Regions from separate parts of the Mus musculus genome. Here regions 2 and 3 are each linked to region 1. A link is a loop called in an ENCODE intact Hi-C map of the cell type or tissue named here. Cell type or tissue: heart. All regions are shown on one strand.

The links. Hi-C counts contacts between places; a loop is a spot of excess contacts. Peaks named below come from ENCODE experiments on the same cell type or tissue, not always from the same donor. Only the 100,000 strongest peaks of a DNase experiment are listed, where the experiment ranks them.
Region 2: it touches region 1 in a loop (7-fold over the local background); 5 of 42 quality-filtered maps call a loop at or near these places.
Region 3: a loop joins it to region 1, with 5 times the contacts of the local background. A loop is called at or near these places in 7 of 42 quality-filtered maps.

What each region holds. Positions count from the first base shown.
Region 1 is chr10:34,095,258-34,097,757 of GRCm38, forward strand. The region is part of intron 4 of Trappc3l (trafficking protein particle complex 3 like); the gene reads left to right. Calhm5 (calcium homeostasis modulator family member 5) reads right to left here and starts at 1,262. Exons shown (of 2, transcript NM_178908.3): 1 at 641-1,262. The coding sequence starts at 1,180. In heart, a CTCF peak has its summit at 1,404 (motif pointing left); a DNase peak (open chromatin) is centred at 1,374; H3K4me3 peaks cover 1,268 bases; H3K27ac peaks cover 1,195 bases.
Region 2 is chr10:34,327,476-34,329,975 of GRCm38, forward strand. The region is part of intron 6 of Nt5dc1 (5'-nucleotidase domain containing 1); the gene reads right to left. Among named protein-coding and RNA genes, the nearest start is that of Gm26564, 31 kb to the left of the region's middle. In heart, a CTCF peak has its summit at 982 (motif pointing left); no DNase peak of the experiment used is centred here.
Region 3 is chr10:33,986,003-33,988,502 of GRCm38, forward strand. It overlaps A830082N09Rik (RIKEN cDNA A830082N09 gene), which reads right to left. Exons shown (of 1, transcript NR_015526.2): 1 at 1,214-2,500. Among named protein-coding and RNA genes, the nearest start is that of A830082N09Rik, 7.8 kb to the right of the region's middle. In heart, a CTCF peak has its summit at 1,011 (motif pointing right); no DNase peak of the experiment used is centred here.

The sequences.
Region 1 (2,500 bases):
CAGCACAGAGAGCAAAAGCCATAAACTGCCCCAGGGAATGTGGTCACACTTTACCAAAGACCATTTAAAGACTGATCAGTCCCATCTTATTCGGGGAACTCTCAATCTTGACAGCACTCATGCATAGAAATACCAGTTACCACTGTGGTTACTCAAGGAAATCTCTATGCTAATTATACCCCAAGAGACTTTGAAAAGTGGTCACTGATTTGGCTCAGCTCTATTTCAGTGGATGAATAAGATGTGTCTGTGTTTTCTGAGACATCGGCTTGAAAATAAATAATTGATAGGAGACAGTAGTGCTTAATTACAGCTCAGGTTTAGCACTCAGTGGATGACATTGTGTTCTGCATTATTTAGAGTCAACCCAGAGAGAGAGAGAGAGTTTTGAGCACTTAAGTATTTACATATGCATAACCCAGAGGATATTTTCTCTTTGGAAATGGAGACTACACAATCCAATCAGCAATTTTACTGAGCCATCTTGTCCCTAAAAAGCTTTTCCTGAGATTCTCTTAATGCTACATCATGTTCCAATTTCCACTTAGTGTCAAAAGTATCCTGGCAAGACTCAGACTCTGACGGATGAAAGGAAGCCAGAGAAGTTCCCACTAGGAGCAAAAGGCATGTTTGTCCTTACCTGAGACTGGGCCTGCAGGGATAGCCTCACTTCTTCACTCTCCATAGCGGCCATGCTACTTTTACCACAGGAGACTTTGTGCAGTTCTTCCCAGCACTCTTTGGGCTTGCCCTTGCAAATCATCTCCAGGAGCCTTGTGCTTCTTGTCCCGCTCATAGCACATTCATAAAACGTCCCATTAAGCAAAGCCACAGAGAGCCACATCACCGGAGCCACCAGTGAACTCAGTATGATATGGCCCAGGACGTAGAAGAAGCGGCAGCAGCGTCTCCTGGGAAATATTTTTTTTGGGTTCATACAGCAGCCAGTGAAGAGTCTCCATGCCTTGTTATTCAGAAAGAAGCCAAGGATCAGTAACACCCAGGCAGGGGCGAAGAGAAAAACCAGCCCATAGGCAGTATTCTCAACGCTGCAGGGGCACTTAAATGCCACCAGCGAGAAGAGACGTTCGCTACCCACGGTGAGCAAAGCCATGAAGCTGTAGCCAATAGCAGTTTTTTGGTTAAGAAAGAATTTTAAGATGCTCTGAAAGGCATCCATGTTGGAGACACACACACACACACACACACACACGCGAAGAGGGAAAGACGTTTGCCTTGGTTTTAGCACAGCAACTGTGGCTGAGGCTGAGGGTGGAGCTCTTTCAAAACAGCAATCCTGCTCAGTCTGCATCGAGCCAGATAAGGAAACAATGTCATTCCCCAGGAATGCTTTATTTCCCAACAACGTTCAGATAATGCCTCCTACTGGTGGTTGCTGACACTTGAGGGTAGCCAAAGAAGCTGAAAAGTAAACGCAAGTTCCTTTTAATAGTCTTTGCACGTGCTTTTGATTCCAAATCGAAAATGCTCATACAAATTATAAGTATAGAAATTGTCCAGTGGGGGGCTCAGTGCTTCTAGAAATGTGTTTCAGCCACTGACTGGTAGCCAAAGCCAGTCTCCAGACCCAGTGTTTCATGATCGGTTTCTTCTCTTGCTCTGTGCCCTAAGATTTAGTAGACAGGAGTTCTGACTTCCTAAAAGGGTTTTCTTCATTAGAGACCTGAAACATATGGGGTGGGGTTTTTAGAATTTGTGTGAGAAGTCTAATAACTACAGGGGCTTTAGAGAAAAGGAGGCATCCTCGTTTCTCTTCATGTAACGTCTTGATTCACATCATGATAGGTTTTGTTTTTCTTTTTCTTTTTGGTGGGAGGGGAAGTCACAAAGAAAATCTTTCTAAAACAGATGCCAAACCTGAGTTAGGATATCTTCGGGGCTCCAAACCACCCACCACTTGGTCATATGGACCATCGCTGAACCTCGGCATGGTGTTTCATACCAGAACATGTTTCACTCTGTTCACTTAGCAAATGCTAGCTGACTCCAGGTTGTTTTCTAGGACTGAACATAGTGTCACGTGTAGATTAGAAACTCACTCAGAAGTTTGATTTGCAGGTAGCTACTGAATTTGCAACGTAGTAGGATTGTTCAAGATAGGCAGTCCTCCTGTCTATTCAATCAACCAATGAGCACATGAATGAACATTTTTGTACTTCACATTATAAATGATTTAAGAAAATTGCTTCCATTTCTCTCCTACACTGCTCTTAATTTAAACATTAAGTTAATTCACACCTCTGAATGACGGCAGCACATCCAGTTGTCAGATTTCCATGAATAAGTGTAAGAAGCTTCGCCTAGGTGTTTTGTGAAAGGCCTTGGATTAGGAGTCAAGCAAGTAAAAGGCTACAGTCTTTGCTGTTATATTCGTGCTTCTCTAAAGAGCAGATTATACATTTGTGAGAGTTATGGCTTAGAAGAAATAGAGGGGCCAGCAAGATGGCTGTATGGGTAAAGGTGTTTTTCTCTAAGCCTG
Region 2 (2,500 bases), 230 kb after region 1:
AAACTACATTATTCAGATTTAAAAAATTTTAAAGTTTTTTATTTTGTGTGTGTGTCTGTGTGTGTGTGTGTGTGTGTGTGTGTGTGTGTGTGTGTATGTGTCTTCACCCTTATCATGGCACACAAGTGGAGGTCAGAGGACCACAGAGGGGAGCACTCTCCTTCCATAGCTGTGAGTCCCAGGGATGAACTCAGATTGTTAGCATCAGTGACAAAAGCCTGTATGTGCCTAGCCCTCTCTACTGTCCTCCAAACATATTCTTACTAAAGGACAATTACAAAATTGTAAGTTTTCTGTTCGGTGATTTCCCCCAAGAGACTAAACTTTGAAGGCATGAAACACACACACACACACACACACACACACACACACACACACACACACACATATTTTGCTTGGCATGAAGCTGACAATCAATGCATGAATGCTAGATGAGTATAGAAGAAAATACAAGAACATTATGTCTTTATATTCAAAGCAATAACATGACTTGTAGCATGCTGCCGAACTGTGCATAACAGATAATGCCTATATTTGCTATGTGCTGTCAACGTCATTTGTATCTAAAATTCTGGTCTGTATCTATCCTTATAAAATCACACTTAATACGACACCAACAGGTTAACAGTAACTGGATAAGACAGGAAATTCAGATCTGAGGTAGAAAACAACAATCTTGTTTGCTCTGACCTTGCAGAGAAATCTGCATTTTCACTTCCATGCTGAAGGAATTCTACTTTACTGTCACTTTATGGAATTCATTCCCCAGACTTCCCCACCACCCCTCTTAGCTGGTATTTTCTGTGTGAAAATGGAATGAAGAGCAAAATTTCAAAAAGCTGACTTGAAAGAATAAAAGTTTAGCTCTTTTATGTTAAAAACTTGGTTGCTATAGCATTCTGGAAAAACCTGCCAGGGTGGAATGCTGGAACAGTCTGCTGTGGAGAAGTGGCCTGCTGGGATTGGAAGGGTTGGGAGACCTCTCGTGGCCAGAGAAAAGTGGTACAACTTAATACTGAAACTGCTTTAGCTCAACAGACACGTGTGCCACATCAGTAATGCTAACATCCCTGGTCAACAAACACCACTCAGCTATCACCATTGTTCCTGTGATGGGGTAAGAGCTGGCAGAGCTGTGAAGGGTCCTGGGGATGCTGGGATGCCAACACCTCCACCACCAGCCTCCAACCTGTTGCTGCTGCCATTGCAGAACAAAACTGAGGACACTGAAGTTACCAACTCTACCAGTATGTTGGTAAAACGCTAAATACGTTACCTGTGGGCTGTTAAAATATATACGCTGTGGAGATGATCCAAGGAATTATTTTCTGGAAAAAAAAAGCTTGTCTATGAAAGACAGAGATATTTACTGGAGAATGAAAGAGGCAAATTTCTTTTGTGTATTTTATATAGAGCAAAGGATATTATACAGTCTCTCTGTAGTTTGGGCTGCTCTAATGACTCATTGTTCAGTAAACACATATGGATGAATGAGAAAAATTAGTATGCTACATAAAATACTAAAAAAAGGACCCCAAAATTGAAGTAAACAATATAATGAAAAACATGAAATATACTTTTTTTGTTGTTTTGGTTTTTTTGTTTTTTCAAGACAGGGTTTCTCTGTTGTAGCCCTGACTGTCATGGAACTCACTCTGTAGACCAGGCTGTCCTCAAACTCAGAAATCCGCCTGCCTCTGCCTCCCAAGTGCTGGGATTAAAGGCGTGCACCACTACTGCCCAGCCTGAAATATACTTTTAACAATTCTTTATTTATATCTCTGTAATATAATTCACATACTTATGCCTCACCCTGAAGATCTGACACAGCTGGGCTGGGCCACAATAGGGGTATGTTTTGAAGATCTTCAAGTATTTATAAGGTGACATTAGGTTAAGAAAAACTGGTCCAAATATTCACATTCAAAAAATTTTTCTGCAATTGAGGGCATCTTAGTTTTAAAGTATCTTTACTGGCTAAAGTATACCTCTGTTCATGATAAAGGAAACTTGCACATACTAACTGCTGTTTTGTCTTAGTTAGGGTTTTACTTCTGTGAACAGACACCATGACCAAGGCAAGTTTTACAAAAACAACATTTAATTGGGGCTGGCTTACAGGTTCAGAGGTTCAGTCCATTATCATCAAGGTAGGAGCATGGCAGCATCCAGGCAGGCATGGCACAGGCAGAGCTAAGAGTTCTAAGTCTTCATCCAAAGGCTGCTAGTGGAAGACAGACTTCCAAGCAACTAGGGTGAGGGTCTTAAGCCCACACCCATAGTGACATACCTACTCCAACCAGGTCACACCTCCAAATGGTGCCACTCCCTGGCCCAAGAATATACAAACCGTCACATGTTTATTATGCTTTGTATATTTCAGTGAGTGTGCGTGCGTGTGTGTGTGTGGTACAAATAAGAAAGTACAACTTATGGAAACTAGTTTTGAGTTCTTGTGGCCAAATTCAGGTTGTCAGGCTTGGCAGCAAGTGTCTACTCT
Region 3 (2,500 bases), 110 kb before region 1:
TCTCAGGTCCATTACCATCTCCTTTTGATCCCAATTTCATGCCCTGTTTTTGTTTGGTTTTGTTTGATAGCTCATAGACTCCAATATGTGTTTTCTAAATACTCCTGGGTTTGGGGCCATTCAAATGCCCCCCTTACAAGGAGCCACACCTTTAAAATGAGAATTACCTACCCCTACACACACACACACACACCCCAAAAAAACATCGACGTCCATTACTCCTCAGCCTCAGTTGGTGAAATCCCTCTGTCGTAGAAAGCTGACTGTCTTGCTCTTGTGCAGGCAACCATAGCTGCTGTGAATTCATGAGTGTAACAGTCCTGTCATGTCCAAAAAACATCACTTCCCTCCAGGCCTCTCCAACCTCTGTCTTAGTCTCTCTGCCTCCACTTCCGCAATGGCCCTTGAGTTTTTATTGCTATAAATACAGATATCCTACTAGTGGGTGAGCACTCAACCAACACCTAAGTCCCTGCCCTTTCAGCAGTTTGAGGTTTTTGTATTTAAAACAAGAAACTCCTCTGGGGAGTTCTGAGTGCTGCATTGATCTGTGGGTAAATGAGTTTCATTTCTTTTGTATACTATATTGTGACTATACAATACTTTGATCTAAGTTCTAAGTGACTACATGCTTCTGTTCACAGGAGCTACCACTCTTATCCAACATGTGTCTAAGAAAACAGCCTCCATCATATCTCCCCACTTGCAATGAAGATTAAAATGGAGGGAAGAAATCCTTAAGACAAAACTTGTACCAGTTACCATAAAAAGTACTCATACTTCTAATGTATTTTTTTCATGTGTGTGTGTGTATGTGTGTGTGTGTGTAAGGGGCTTGGGAAGACGTGGAGTTCAGAGGAAAACTTTCAGCAGTCTCTCTCCACCATGTGGCCAGACAATTCCACCCAGGTCATCCTTGGTTTTTGCTGCTCAGAGATGCCATTTGCATAACGGTGCTAAGGTAGAATGAATGAATGCTTTCACCACTAGGTGGCACTCGTGAACACTGCACTTTCAAGACAATTTACTCCATGTGGTTGCTAGGTGGCGATAGTGTCTTTGCATGACCAAAATATTGTATATGCACATTACAATATATAAAGAATATACTCTAGGTTTAGAAAAGGGTCTGTATTATGAGAAAATATTGATTTATGAATGTAATTCACCATATCCTATCTAAAAGTGAAATTAAGATATATCTCAATTTTGTTAAACAGACATCTTTATTTTCATCATAAAAGACCAATAAAGAAAACCACATAGCATAGCTCCAATAGAAACACTGCTGTCTCTTTGATAGCTACCAAAATCCTTGAAGTATGAGAACCTGTTGTGCCTTCTGTGTTAACAGGGATCTTCTTTCTCCTCTATCTCTGATGTTGACTTGCTAGCTAATGTCAACAACAATCCAGTTCACCTCTAAGAGAACACAAGAGTTTATTGTAAGCCAAATATGAGTTATTGTGTCTCAAGAACACAGATACAGGTTACCCCAAATGACATTTCATCACAGAAGCAGTTACATGAATTTTTTTATAGTTACAGAACAAAAGAAAGTCACAAATTAAGACATTCACAAAATAGTGAGAGCACCAGGTAAATGGGTTTCAGCAAAGCAGGGAGATATTATGTTAAAAAAGATTTAGATCTTCTCTGGTGGCAAGTTACTGGTCTGTTGACATAATACATTCCCAAAGTTGCCCCGGTGGGGAACAAGATGAGAATTCAGATCCAGACAGGGTTGACAAATGGCTACTATACTAAAATGATTAAGAGAAGTTTGGCTGTGGATCTGCAAATTTCTAACTCTCCACAATCACCAACTTCTCATCAGGCAGTTGGTCTTTTGGTACCTTTAACATAGGTATGGTTTTTGTTTTTGAAATCAGCTCATTCTAATTTGTGCCCTAAAAGCCACTGCTAGAGCTGAGTCCAACTTAAATCTTAAGCTTCAGTTGTTGTACTGCATTTAATTTTCCCATAACTGGTCAAGACAGAAGTCCTATGATTCCCACCATGGAGCAAGGAGTTCTTTTCTGTCCAATCATCTTTTAGTTTCTCACTCCATCATAAAAACAATACAAAAAACTCAATGGTTGTCTAGTGTTTTAACAGTGACCTCAGATTAACATCAACACAAGTTCAGTACCAACAGGACTATATTCTCCCGTCTGAATAAATACTTCTTTCTATAATCCACAAAATCAAAGGCCTCCAAAGGAAGCTTAGTATGGGCATGTCAGCAGAGGCAGGACCTTCTACTCTGATCTGTGTTATCTTCTTGATCATTGTTGATCTTTTCTAAGATCATTCTCCCTGGACAGTCACACAGGTGTCTCATACATGACAGTGACAAGTACATCAGGTAGCCATGGAGCTTGCCTGTGCTCTCATTCACCATGCTCAGTGGCCTCCTGATTCCTGCCATAATCTCCAGTAGATGCCACAGGCCCTAGAACTGAGTCTCAAGAACACAGATACAGGTTACCCCAAATGA